Linked DNA regions of Homo sapiens: region 2 is linked to region 1. Evidence: chromatin contacts called from ENCODE Hi-C or POLR2A ChIA-PET data. All regions are on one chromosome and are shown on one strand. The core of a region is the stretch at or near the end of the contact, and the rest is flanking DNA. Distances in the headings are between cores, read along the strand shown.

Region 1 (7,090 bases), core at 1,913-4,412:
ATTCTACAGTTATTCTTAAGAACTACAAGCAAGGAAGAAGGGAGAACTGGGTCAGTCCAAGGCCACCTGGAGAACTGTCTTGTACATGGGTTAGGGTAAAGTTGGCTATTCTAAAACTAAGCATCCGCCCAAAAGAAGTCTTGGAAGATGTCTTTCCCTGTTAAATTCAGATGATGGTAATTATAGTTTGGAAGTGGAATTGGCTTTTAGAGTTACTTCCTGTAATGAAATTAACAAGCAATTCAGGCCTATTTCTGAAAATGAATTCAGTGGTTAATTGTTAAAAATAAATGTCTAACTCCTATAAAAGGAAATTTACATTCATTTCTAACTCACTAAAAAATCTATGGCCGGGTGCGGTGGCTCATGCCTGTAATCCCAGCATTTTGGGAGGCCGAGGCGGGCAGATTACCGGAGGTCAAGAGTTCGAGAACAGCCTGGCCAATATGGTGAAACCCCGTCTCTACTAAAAAATACAAAAATTAGCCAGGTGGTTGTGGCATGCACCTGTAATCCCAGCTACGCAGGAGGCTGAGGCAGAAGAATCGCTTGAGCCCAGGAGGCGGAGGTTGCAGTGAGCCGAGATTTCTTAGAAGGAATTGTTACTTATTGTTCTGAAGTGAAAGTCTGGTCTGATTCAGAAGAAATGTTACAACAACTTAAACACTGATGCTTTCAGAACGGGCAGCAATTCTCAGCGTAAATTCTGATCACAGGGACCAGCAAAATTGGTGAGTTGCATAGCTACAACATTCTGTGCCATCCAGGGCACTCTAGTTTGGGGATACAACTGCCAAACCTCCAACTAGAGAGTTTAGTTTAAGATTTAGTCAAGAAGCAGAAAGGTAAAGGTGACAATGTGTAGTAAACCATGATAGATGTTATAAAAGGTGGAATACTTGTACTGGAAATGCATACAGCGCCTCATCCCCTCTTGAGGGGTCAGGAAGTTTTCACACTAATGATGATGGTGATGAGATGATGTAACAGCTAAAGTTTTGGAGGCATTCACTATTGCTAGGCACTGTATCAGCATATAACATGGCTTATCTTACTCAGTTTTCACAATAAAAGGGTTATGAGATGGGAACTATTATTACTATCTTGATTTTTACAAATGAGAAAACAGGAGTAGACATTAAGGAATTTACTCAAGATCACAGCCAACCAATGCACTGAGCTGGACAAGGTCAACTTGGGGGTGAAGGGCATATGTGTTGCTCCAAGTGTGTCAGTATAAGAGAGATTAGGGTGAGGTTTTATGCAGAGTTTGGGCTTCAGCTGAGTAATTCTAAGGAGGGATTAGGGGAAGGAAGGCAGTTTAGTAATTGAGTATCTCAGAAACTTTAATTTGGAGGAGAACGGAACAAAGGTAGGCCAAGGAAGCTATTCAATCACTCAAAAGATAGAGGTTATTAGTCATTTTACAGCTGTAATGCATCCTTGTGAGGAACATTTTTTGCTTGGCCTTGTCCCTGGCCTTGTATGTGTACATTACAGTCTGATTATTAGTTGGGATGATTTTTAGTTTCTCAATCCCTACTCTCATTGCCCCAGTTTAATTCCTCAACACCTCTCACCTAGATTATTGTGATACTCTAGTTTTATCTTTTAAATCCTTTATATTGCAAAGCAGAGTGATTTACCTAAAACACAAACACAACCACAATAAGCCTCTATTTAAAAAGCTTTCAACGGTTCACTGTTGTCTCTACAGAATGTAAACAGAGCGTCTTAACATGGCACACCAGGCCCTCCTTAACCTAGCCCTCCCAGCCCATCACAACAACTATATTCCTTGATATTCTCGAATTGCACTTTATTTTGTTTTGTTTTTTTGAGACGGAGCCTTGCTCTGTTGCCCAGGCTGGAGGGCAGTGGTGCCATCTCGGCTCACTGCGGCCGCCACCTCCTGGGTTCAAGCAGTTCTCCTGTTTCAGCCTCCAGAGTAGCTGGGACTACAGGCATGTGCCACCACACCCGGCTAATTTTGTATTTTTAGTAGAGACGGGGTTTCACCATGTTGGCCAGGCTGACGAACTCCTGACCTCAGGTGATCCACCCGCCTAGGCCTCCCAAAGTGCTGGGATTACAGGCGTGAGCCGCTGCACCCAGCCTCGAACTGCACTTTAAATTGGATAGCTGGGCGGGCGTGGTGGCTCGCGCCTGTATTCCCAGCTACTCGGGAGGCTGAGGTGGAAGGATTGCTTGACCCCAGGAGGTCGAAGCTGCAGCGAGTCGTGATTGCGCCACTGCACTCCAACCTGGGTGAAAGACAAGACCCTGTCTCTAATATATAAGAAATGAATAAATAAATAAATTCGATTGCCAAAATTCTTGCTGTTCCCAGCATATTCCACTTTCACCTTTCAGCGCCTTTGCTTATGCTGATCTGACTGTAACTGCATTCCCACCCTTCTCCTTCTGGGTAAAGGGCATCTTCTTTCCAAACTCAACTCTTAGCATCAGAAAGCTGTCCCTGATACTGCAGTTGAGTCGCATGTGATACTGAAAAAAAAAGAAAAAAGGAAAAAAAAGAGAGCTCTCCCTGAATCCCTTGGTGGACTATGTTAGGTAAACTTCATCTTTGCCTGCATCATATTATGTATTGGTTCTTCTCTGCCCCCTCGATTGTAAACTCCTCAGGGGCAGAGGTAACAGCTTTGCAGCCCTGGGAGTTAGGTTTGCTTAAGGGACCAGAACAGGTGTGACTGGCAGGGAGCGAAGTCTGGAGCTTTGTCTGAGGCGCTGATAGGTGGATCGGCGGAAGGACGCGGAACCTGGACAGGTCGGAAATAAAGCCGGGCGAGCAGCTCTGTGCGCGATGTGACTTCATGAGTGGATGCTGAGAAAAGCGGCAGAGTACGACTTTAACCGCCTAGCCACAACACGTCCTGCTAGGGCGAGGAGGGAGACAGTGATACAGCACTGGGCAAGTGCTGAAGCGACAATTACTTCTAGGGCGGGGTAAAAGCCCCAGAGTATTTTTGCTGGAAGGAGGTATTTATTTGAGCAGGGTTCTGGAAGACGAGCCGCCGAAGGGTACCTCCGGCTTTCCGTTTCAAGTCCCACGCTGGTGGAGGTTGCTCGGTACCCGCGCCTGCGCGTGCCCGTCTCGACTCTTAGGCCCGCCCTTTCCTGCCAGACCTGGAGGGGCGGGGCGGTGCCGGCAAGATGGCTGCGCCCGAGAAGATGACGTTTCCCGAGAAACCAAGGTAAGCGCCGTACGGGGAGATGAGCAGGCGAGCGGGCCGATCGTGGGCATGGAGGATGTGGTGGCAGGAAGAAAAGAGAAGCTGGGCCAAGCTAAGTGAGCCACCGCGGCAGCTCCATTCCTTCCTGGTGCGCGCTCTGGTGCCCTCCCCGGACTTGCACGGGCGGCTGTGGCTCAGGCAAGCGAGGAGAGGATCAGGTTGGCGGATGGAGAAGAACTGTCTGGGAGTGGGAGGATGAGGCGATGATAGATGGCTGTTCTGTAATTAAAATACAGGAAGCAAGGTTTCTCTCCTCAGCACCCGAACTATTTCCTTTCATTGGGCACAGAGGAGCGGGGAGCTCGGGCAGCGCTGCATTGTAGCCGCTGATCGTCGTGTATATGTCTTAATCTTCCAGCCACAAAAAGTACAGGGCCGCCCTGAAGAAGGAGAAACGAAAGAAACGTCGGCAGGAACTTGCTCGACTGAGAGACTCAGGTGATGGACTCTTTATTCTGTTTTCTGTGTTGTGAAATTGCTCTGTCCACTCCAGCCCTAACTTGAAGCCCCAGTGTCAGAAGGAAGTCAAATATTGTGTCGGAGGAAAAATAGCTGTGACTTCTGCCCCCAAGTAGTTATTTAGAAACACATGTCAGAAACAATGTTAACATACTAAAGGCAGGAAGAGGAAGTCTTGGTGAATGATCGCCCACTGATTCTGTGTAACTTATAAAGTATCTAATATTACAGTTGCAAGCTTCATGAATTACAGCAGCTAGCACAGTCCTTGCACACGTAGTAAGTATTCGGTGAATGTTTTTCTTCGTAAAACCAGCAGGAGTTGAAGGTATTAATTAGACGTTTTGCAAGTTTTTCTCAAACTTGACTAATATGAGACCCTTGGTTTACCCAAATTATTATGTTATTCAAATATATATCAACATAATACTAGTTATGAAGCTCATTTATTTATTTTTGAGACAGGGTCTTGTTCTGTTGCCCAGGAGGGATGTGCACAACCACGGCTCACAGCAGCCTCCACCTCCCAGGCTCAAGCAGTCCTCCCACCTCAGCCTCCCTAGTAGCTGGGACTACAGGCATTCACCACCACACCTGGCTAATTTTTTCTTTTCTTTTCTTTTTTTTTTTTTTTTTTTTTGAGACGGAGTCTCGCTCTGTTGCCCAGGCTGGAGTGCAGTGGCACGATCTTGGCTCACTGCAGCCTCCGCCCCCTGGGTTCAAGCAGTTCTCCTGCTGCAGCCTCCCGAGTAGCTGGGATTACAGGCGTGCGCAACCACACCCGGCTAATTTTTGTATTTTTAGTAGAGATGGGGTGAAACCCCATCATGTTGGCCAGGCTGGTTTCGAACTTCTGACCTCAGGTGATCCACCCACCTCAGCCTCCCAAAGTGCTGGGATTAAAGGCGTGAGCTACCGCCCCTGGCCCACCTGGCTAATTTTTAAAATTTTCGTAGAGACGGGATTTCACTGTGTTGCCTGGGCTGGTCTCGAACTCCTGGCCTCAAGCAATCCTTCCACCTCGGCCTCCCAAAGTGCTGGGATTATAGGCATGAGCCACCACACCTGACCTGAAGCCATTGTTTGACTATAAAACAATATATGGGCTGGGCGCGTGGTGGCTCATGCCTGAAATCCCAGCACTTTGGAAAGCCGAGGCAGATGGATCACCTGAGGTCAGGGGTTCGAGACCTGCCTGGCCAACATGATGAAACCCTGCCTCTACTAAAAATACAAGATTAGCTGGGCTTGGTGGCAGGTGCCTGTAATCCCAGCTACTCAGGAGGCTGAGGCAAGAGGATCAGTTGAACCTGGGAGGCAGAGGTTGCAGTGAGCCGAGATCCTGCCACTGCACTTCAGTTTGGGCAACAGAGTGAGATTCTGTCTCAAAAAACAAACAAACAAATAAAAATACATTTATAAATTATAAAACTAAATGAAATTACACATTCGGTAAAATTTAAATCTACATCAGGTAATGCTAGGGATGATGTGAAACTAATGCTCCTCACAATATGTATATGGCACTGATGGGAGTTTGGAATGCCTCTACTAATGTTGCCTTATAGTTATTTACCACTTTTTCTATGAAATTACTGTAGAACCTTTATTTGTACAGATGGTCATTTGACCTTCACATGGCAAAACCTAACATTTATGTATTAAATCTACCTGCTTAATGCAATAAAATTAGGACTTAGTTATAAAATTATGTAGTAGTTATAAATCCAGATGGGAGCACTGAAATCACACAGTAGTACTGGCTTATAATGATTGTCATCCGCATTATCCAGAATATGCTCATGAAATTATCCTAGACAATTCTTAAAATCCAGAGACCATGGCCTCAAGTAACTAGGATTCTTGGACCTTGAGAAACATAGCCATAGAGGTTTTATTTACCATTGGTGTTCCTGAGTAATTATTTTAGTGTCAGTACTGGGATATTTAGAATGGAAGGAGCAGTGTGTTTAACTGCAACCTGTGTTAGCATTTCTGTCTTATTAGTTGAAAACTCATCCACTAGAGGCAGAACAAAGCATCAGGGATAAAAGGAAAAGTAGAATAGGTTGGAGTTATTGAGGCCCTTATTGTACTTCGTCTCTCCCCCCTTGAAATTTTCAGCTACTTTACTTTGTTCATTTAATCTGTTTTATTCTAAATATTATATATTCTAAATTTGTTTTAACTTCTTTCTCTTTTTCTTTTCCTGCACTAAATCCTATAACAGCTGGTATTTGTATTGTTTTGATTTTTTTTTTCCTTTTTACTTAGCAAAATGTGTTCAGAATGAGCCTCTGTGGAGAGTCAGGCGAGTCATGTCCCATGGTAGTTTAGCCCATTTTAATGGACTAAATCCAGGTCACTGGTCTGTCAAGATTATGTAACTAATGGCATATCCAAGACTAAGCACCTGTCTCTGCACTTCTGCTCCTACTTTTGCCCACTCCAACTCACAATTCTTTGCCTAGTGGTACTTCATGAATACTGTAGACTATGGAACACTCCTGGTTTTTTTTTTTGAGACAGAGTCTCACTCTCTCGCCCAGGCTGGAGTGCAATGGCACGATCTAGGCTCACTGTAACCTCTGCCTCCCAGGTTCAAGTGATTCTTCTGCCTCAGCCTCCTGAGTAGCTGGGATTACAGGTACCCACTATCATGCCCGGCTAATTCTTGTACTTTTGTAGAGATGGGGTTTCACCATGTTGGCCAGGCTGGTCTCAAACTCCTGATCTCAGGTGATCTGCCCACCTTGGCCTCCCAAAGTGCTGGGATTACAGGCGTGAGCCACTGCGCCCGGCCAGGAACACTGCTGTTTATTGTAGCACACGTTAGATGGGTAAACATTACCCAGAAGGCTAGAATGTTGAGTGTAACTATGAGAGTGCCTTGGCAAATGATTGGAGTGCCTTGGCAAATGATTTCTGGAATAGTGAGCTCTTAATTACAGATAGCTTCTTTGGCATCCATTCTACTTCAGATAACTGGAAACAAGCTACCTCGTCAGAAATTAAGATATTAAAAGCAAGTTGCAAAACTATAGCATGATTCTGTGTGTACAGTTACATGTACAGGTTGAGTATCCCTTATCTGAAATGCTTGCGTTGTATTTACCAGTTCAGCATCCCAAATCCAAAGATCCAAAATTCGAAATGCTCCAATGAGCATTTCCTTTGAGCATTGTTGTCACTCAAAATATTTCTCATTTTTGGATTTGGGGTGCTCAACCTGTATAATACCATTGGATATACATTTGATCCTTGAACAATGTGGGAGTTAGGGGACTCTGACCGCCCCCCGCCCCTCCCCACAGTGGAAAATTTGCATATAACTTTTCACTCCCCCAAAACTTACTATTAAGTGCCTGCTGTTGACT
Region 2 (7,090 bases), core at 1,507-4,006, 290 kb before region 1:
TTCCCCCTGGGGGTGGTGGCAACTCAGACCAGTAGGTGGCAGTAGAGGTATTGAAAAGTGGCCAAACGGGGGTACATTTGCGGCTAGTGCTAACCTTATTTCATGAAGGATTGAACGTTTGGTGCAAGAGAAGGGTAAAAATTAAGGATGACTCCATATTCTTTAGCCAGAGCAACTGGAGGGGGAGAGTTCCTATTAGCTGAGAAGAGGAAGACTGTAGGAAAAACTAGTTTTGGGGGTGGGGGGGTGGGTGTGAATCAGGAGGTCAGCTTTGGACAAGTTTTGACATATATATCAGATATCCCAAGTACAGATGGACAAGTTGACAGTCAAACATAAGTTTGGAATTCAGGGAAGAGGTCCTGGCTGTCATAAGCATATAGATGGTGTTTAAAGCCATGAGTCAAGTGAATTTTCTAAAGTGAGAGAAAAATACAGGTCAGCCACAAGCCAGAAGGACTCTGATTATCTCATTTTCTTTCTTCCTCTCTCTCTCTCTCTCTCTCTCTCTCTCTCTCTCTCTCTCCCTCTCTCTCTCTCTCTCTCCTTCCCCCTTTCTCTCTCTCTCTCTCTGACAATGGATTCTACCAGGTTCTTTTTTATTTTAAAAATGTAAGCACAAGTAAACAGGCTTGTTCACATCATGAAGTCAAATTATCCCATGCCATGTCCCTTTAGCTGTGGCCTGCTAAAGGCTTGCATGAACAAGCTTAGGAGAAAATTCCTAAAATTCTAACTGAGTAAAGATGACAATGCAGAGTATAATTTGAGTAAATGAAGTCATATTATCGTAATAGCAGATTGCCAAAAGTTAGGATGTAACTAAACTCATGGAAAATACAGAGCCAAAGAAACAGGAGAAGTAGCAGAGGAAGTGAATGAATAGAATAAAGTAAATAAATCTGTGACATTTTGCCTTAGAGGAAACCACTCCTCCCAGCTGTCCTTGGGTGTTTTATGCCCCCAAGAAGGGATGGAAATCCCAAGAGATTGTGCCCAGGTGTTTCCACAGTTATACCGACTGTATTAGTCCATTTTCATACTGCTATGAAGAAATACTCAAGACTGGGTAATTTATAAAGGAAAAGAGGTTTAATGGACTCACAGTTCCATATGACTGGGGAGGCCTCACAATCATGGTGGAAGGTGAAAGAGGAACAAAGGCATGTCTTACCTGGTGGCAAGCAAGAGTGCGTGTGCAGGGGAACTGCCCTTTATAAAACCATCAGATCTGGTGAGACTTATTCACTGTCATGAGGACAGCACGGTAAAAACATCCACTCCCGTGATTCAATTACCTCCCACTAGGTCCCTCCCACAACATGTGGGGATTATGGGAACTACAATTCAAGATGAGATTTGGGTGAGGACACAGCCAAACCATATCACCAACTCCTCCTTCCCCTACCCTAAGTTTACTTTTTATTCTAGAATCGAACTTTTGCCATATTACCATATATAAGTTGTGAAGTAAATACAAATCGCCATGTGGAAAAGGAAATTAACTAGCAGAGTGTAGAATTAATTTATTTAGCCAGGTTGTTGTGCCACTCTTGCCCTGCTTCACCCTTAATTTTTTGAATGACTACCTACTATATTCCTAAAGAATGGAGAGCTATTTGGAATCCATCAGTGACTTTAATTTGCTATTAGAATGTAAGTTACACTCTTTTGAATTCTTCTGAAGGACTCCTTTCCCTTCCCAAAATTCTAGTTTCCAAACTGAAATATTAAAAAATATTTCTGCAAGTTATTTTTCCCATACTCTACTGTAATTAAACCACTATTTGTGGTTCCCCCCCCCCCCACACAGACACATAAGCCCCTTGAAGATGTGGGCTGCCTCTCTTCTGTTTGCTCTTGTGTCTCCAACCCCTAACGGAATGCTCAGCACATGGCAGGTTCTCAAATAAGACTTGACTGAACGAATTAATAGAAATGATGCTAATTCCATGTACACTCAAAAGAATACCTCTTTGAAAGCCAGTAGCTTCACTCTCTTCTGCCAACCCAAGACTTCTTCACATCATAGATACTTACAAATAAGTTACAGTAAGCAACAATTTATAAGTAAACACAGTGTGTCAATGCATGCCAAAAGGATGATTACTTTTCTTGGCTATCCATAGCAGGACATAAAATATGTCCTTAGATTTATTACAGATGGCCAGCCGGTATGCACCAGAGAAAATAGTGGAATGGGGGAAGCCAAAAGTTGTGAGTCTGTCATAATGATGTCAAGTGACACACTTTTTCATTGCGATCTAGGTGTACCATACCTTAGCAAAAACAATCTATTTTCCATTTCTGGATTTCTTAATAACTTAAACTATATAAATAAGCTCCTTTTCCATCATATGAACTGTTCTTACATATTCTCTGGCCTTCCTTTGTCCAAATGTTGAGTTGAAGTTTTCATTGCATATTCTCTGTGCACTTTGCATTACCTAATGGTTTCCTGGCTCATGTGAGAGAAGTCAGCGTCAGCAGTCGGGTTTTGCCGAGATATTTTCTTGTCCTTTCCAGCATAGAGCTCTACAAACAAAGGCAGGGTTATCACATGTACCCGAGAGCTGCCTGGGAAAAGTGGGAGCTATAGTTATCAAAATTGGAAACTTTATGAAGTATGCTTTTGTCTCCGTTTTTGTTGCGTTCAATCAGATCAACAAGTGTTGGCTAAGTGTTGAGCGTGGTTTCCTGTGGGATTGTGTAAGGCTCTGTAGGACAATAAACGTGTTGGGGGCACTGAGTAATGTAGCCATTTCTGACCCGGCAGCCAGGAAAATGTGAAACAATTTGCTTCTGGAAACAGGACAGCCGGGGCCGTGTTCCTGCAACAGCAGACCAAGCACCGCGGCGGACCCAGGCAAGCACGGAACAAGCTGAGACGGTGCGTTTAAGCGGCAGGTGGCTACTCAGTGTCGCATACTATGCGGAAAATAGGTTTGGTTCCCGGTGTTGTGGGGCCTGAAGTTACAAACTTTGGGAAGCTCACTTTAAGAAAAATAGTACAACATTTTTAATATGAAATTGCCAGGGCTTTCTCTGGGACTTTAGATGGGACCAGGTAATTTGGAGGCCAACGGCTGAAACTGCTATAATTTCACTGTAAATTCACTCCTTGCTCAAAATCTCAGTTAGGGAAGCTCTCAGGTTGTTTATGTATCACCACCAGTTCTACCTAGCTTTGTGTGTATTCTCTGCTAATTTTCTCCATCCGCTTCTTTAGGTATTGCCTTTCCATAGCCTTTCATATTGGCCTCATAACTGCTTCCAAAGAGACATAGAAATGTTCCTTATACCTTCTTTAACTGTGTTTTTATGATGTTACTTTAGCTACAAATATTTGCTCTTAGGTTCCTGAGGTCTCCCTAAATCAAGTGCTTTGTGTATTTTAGATGGAGATAGACAGGTGGGAGGGAGGTGAACCATGCAGTTGTACTCATATCCATATAATTTTGAAAGATTTTGTGGGCCACAATGATTTCATTGGATTTGAAAAGGAGTGCAACTTTGTGGTCCATGTAAGTGCTTCTCAAGCTTTCCTGTGCACGTGGATCACCTGGGGATCTTGCTAAAATGAAGATTTGGCTGCGCGAGGTCTCGGGTGGGAACTGAGAGTCTGCATGTCTAATGATCGCCCGGATGATGCAAGTGCACGGACCACACTTTGAGTCACATCCAAGTATTTATTTGTAGGAAATATGGTGGCACAAATACACAGTCAATAAGGGTATGGTTCAACCTCATTTTATGGTAACTCGTCTCAGGATGGAAAGTCTGCGACAAACCTACTATGTATGGACTGGTGTTTGTTGACATGGCAATACATGAGGAGGTCTTCCTGCCTCCCATTTTCTCCTATACCCAGGAGCTGGGGACAGAGGGATGAGAAGTAAAATTTTATCATTAAGGATCATTATTATTTCACTGTCTTTAGTTTTTTAACTTTTTATGGTCCTTTTTAAAACTTTGCCTATGGAGTGATCAGAAGGGACATAAGCTTTTAGAATATCTACTAGGGTGTTGGGCATTAGGCTGCCATTTTCTCTTGACTACTTGTAACCCTTCGAAGTGGTTATTGTTTCACTGCCTTTACAGATGGGGAAGCTGAGGTTTAGCTGGGTTAAGTAACATGACAGATTCCATAGAGACAGAGCAGGGATTCGAACCCAGCTCGGTGCTTTCACTTGCACTAACCGGCATCATGAAAGCAGTGTTACATGTTTAATTCAGCATGAGATGCTAGCTCATGGATTTATTACTTTTTGCTTTTCTCCTAAGGAAGTTGCCCAGAGAGAGTGCCCTAAGCAGAGGAGAGGGAGCAGAAAGAAAGAGGTTACTGAAAAGAAGAAAAGACTTAGAAAAGCTCTATGGGGCACTGAAGATTAATCTCACACCTAAAGCAAAACTTAGCTCCAAAAAGACTAGCATTAAGATTCTTGCCTTCTTTGTGAGAAAATGATCTTCCCAAAGTGTCTGGTTTTTATACACTTATTTTGGATCAATTAAGGTATGATGCTCCAAGATGCTGAGAATTTGACTGTCAATGTTAAAAGATTTCTGTCCATATCATGCCAAGATCAACTTTAACTTTCCCTCTCCTGCATAACATCATGTGAAATAAGGATCTGTCAGGTTCTGTGAAGCCAGTATTTGTCTTTGGCCAGCATCCTAAGACTTTTTGAACCACTTTACTTGATCCTCAGTCAAACTTTTTGTTCTTGTTTAAACCTACCATCACATTTTGTTCAGTTATTTAGCACGAAGATAAGCGGGCCTGGCATTTGGACAAATATTTGAAGATCAAGTTTGTCACAGGGCCCTCCAGTTTCCCTTCCAGATCCCACCCCACTTGGAGCGTCTTCCCTTTCTTTCCCACCCTTCCTGCTCTACTGCCCTCCCACCACATGTATTATTTTAACATCTTGACACCTACAAAATCTTTAGCTATATGGCATGTAAAGTAAGAGAGGATAACTAAACCAAGTCAAAGGGTAAGGAATTGCTATCCTTATCTCTGAATTTTAAAAGATAAATCTTTAAAGACACCACCCTGAGCCAGTCAGGGAATACACTTCCTGGTTGAGGGAACTATCCAATGGCCACTTAACTAGATAACCCTGTCTCCCTTGGTATCCTGTTTCCTGCTCCCCTTCTGTACCACTGAGAATTTATTCCAACTTTTGAGGTTGTATGTTCTTACCTATTTTCAGAATGTGGTTTCAAATTTTGCTATTTAACACTGCCTTTCAGCAGGAGATTCCTATCGAAAGATTATAGGTAACATCTTTCTGATATTTCCAATAAAATGTCTCTTGCACTGGTCTGTTAAGACTCAGATTTATGGGTAGTTTCACCAAACTATGTCCCTTAGCAAAGCTGTAGTATGTTTGGCTGAACACACAGATATCTCCTACTCTGTTTACTGCCATCATGGAGTGGATGGTGTACAGGTATGACACCTGAAGCTGGCTCCCAGGGCCATGCCTCTTAGGTCACTGGTTAACAGTACTGGCTAAGTCACTTAGGCTGCTGGGGCTCAGTGTTACATCTGTAAAATGACTTCTAGGTTTCTTATAAGATTTGACATCCTATGACTGCCTTCCTGTATTTAGGTTAGAGCAGTCTCTGGTTTAGGAGGGTCACACAGCAGGCATGTCCTTCTCTAGCATTAGTAGCGTGGTCACGAATATGGGATGTGGAGTTAGACTGCCGGGATTCAAATCTAGCTCCACCCACTAGCAGTGTGACCTGGGCAATTTATTTATCTATTGCAGCTCCATAAGCTATAAGCAGGGAATGATGTTACAACTTACTCTATAGGGTGAATGTGTCACAACCTATCCCATGGGCTGGGAGTATCACAAAATATCCCATAGGGTGGGGGTGTTCTGGCCTACCCCATAAGGTGGAGGTGTCATGAGCTACCCCATAGAGCAGTTGTGACCAGTAAACTCTAAACAGCCTGGCACATAGTGAGCCCTCCTTAAGCATTGGCTAGGATCATTATCATAAAATCACTCTCATCCTTCAAAGTCTAATTTCAATGTGCTCCCTTCTAAAATACCTTACTTGGCTACCTTAAGGAAAAAACAACTTTTCCTTCCTTGGACCTTTCATAGCAAAGTGAATAGACTCTACTCTAGCACCTACATTTTTTTCCCCATCTTTTCTTTTTTAAAACATAGTTGGTACCCACAATGTGCCAAATACTTTCACCATAAGGTTTCTCATTTAAGTCCCGTAAAGTAAGAGAGTTGTTACCTATCTCAATTTACAGATCAGAAAACTGAAGGTTAGTGCAGGGAAGGGGCTTGGCCAGGGTGACACAGTTTACAAATGACAGTTCTGTAACCTCCTCCATGCCTTCCGAGTCTGCCACCCCACAGCAATCTTTCATATTAATTAGTTATGCAGCCCATCTCTCAAACTTGTTCATTGTCACTCAGGGCCACGGACAGCTGATCTTTATTTCTGGAACCAGTCACTCAATGTTGGACACACTGTAGGCTCAAAATCAAGCATGCCAAATAGAACTGCCGACTTGAACTTCTTACTCTCATGACATCATTTCCTTATAAATCCTAAAAAACTATAGTGATTATAAGTCATGTTAATTCAACACACACCTTTTATGTATGTAAGAGGTTAACGAATGGCTGCTGGCTTCCTTATAGGAAATACTATATTGATTTCTGCCAGGTTTTTGTGTCTCCTCTGTGCCTTAATCACTTTCTAGTTTCATCTGTTTATGGAAATAGGCAGCCTGGGCTATTTGGTAAGCAAATTGATAGGTCTATTCTATGTGGGTGGTAATATGAGAGTCCACCCAGATCCCACTAGCTCTTCTATGGAAATAGATTTCTTGTTAATACTGACTGGGTTTAGGATCTCATTTTACTATAAAAGGTTTTTTGTTTCACCTTCCCAACTGAATTTTCCCTAAATAAGCATAAGAAGAGCAGGGTTTGCTAGTTGTTGGACAGGCATTTGACTTAACAGTAAGCCCTGTTTATTTATTGTCACAATACGAGGGGGGAAGATATTGCATTTCTAAAAATTAATCATCAGCAACTATCCTTCTATA

What was found. Hi-C counts contacts between places; a loop is a spot of excess contacts on that map. ChIA-PET counts read pairs that join two places held with the same protein, here RNA polymerase II (POLR2A). Pooled maps may share reads with other maps.
Region 2: a map of naive thymus-derived CD4-positive, alpha-beta T cell shows a loop between it and region 1 (5-fold over the local background). The contact joins the promoter of BMX here to the promoter of ZRSR2 in region 1. A Hi-C loop is called at or near these places in 1 of 168 maps with a recorded cell type or tissue (naive thymus-derived CD4-positive, alpha-beta T cell) and 12 of 50 pooled maps. POLR2A ChIA-PET finds 5 or more read pairs at or near these places in 1 of 52 experiments (MCF 10A).

Annotation. Positions count from the first base shown.
Region 1 is chrX:15,787,322-15,794,411 of GRCh38, forward strand. It overlaps ZRSR2 (zinc finger CCCH-type, RNA binding motif and serine/arginine rich 2), which reads left to right and starts at 3,163. Exons shown (of 11, transcript NM_005089.4): 1 at 3,163-3,215; 2 at 3,613-3,692. The coding sequence starts at 3,175. CA5B (carbonic anhydrase 5B) reads left to right here. Exons shown (of 8, transcript NM_007220.4): 8 at 1-1,090. CA5BP1-CA5B (CA5BP1-CA5B readthrough) reads left to right here. Exons shown (of 12, transcript NR_160544.1): 12 at 1-1,090. It overlaps INE2 (inactivation escape 2), which reads right to left and starts at 268. Exons shown (of 1, transcript NR_002725.2): 1 at 1-268. RefSeq lists enhancers at 3,041-3,490, 4,149-4,650.
Region 2 is chrX:15,498,051-15,505,140 of GRCh38, forward strand. BMX (BMX non-receptor tyrosine kinase) reads left to right here and starts at 2,757. Exons shown (of 19, transcript NM_203281.3): 1 at 2,757-2,890.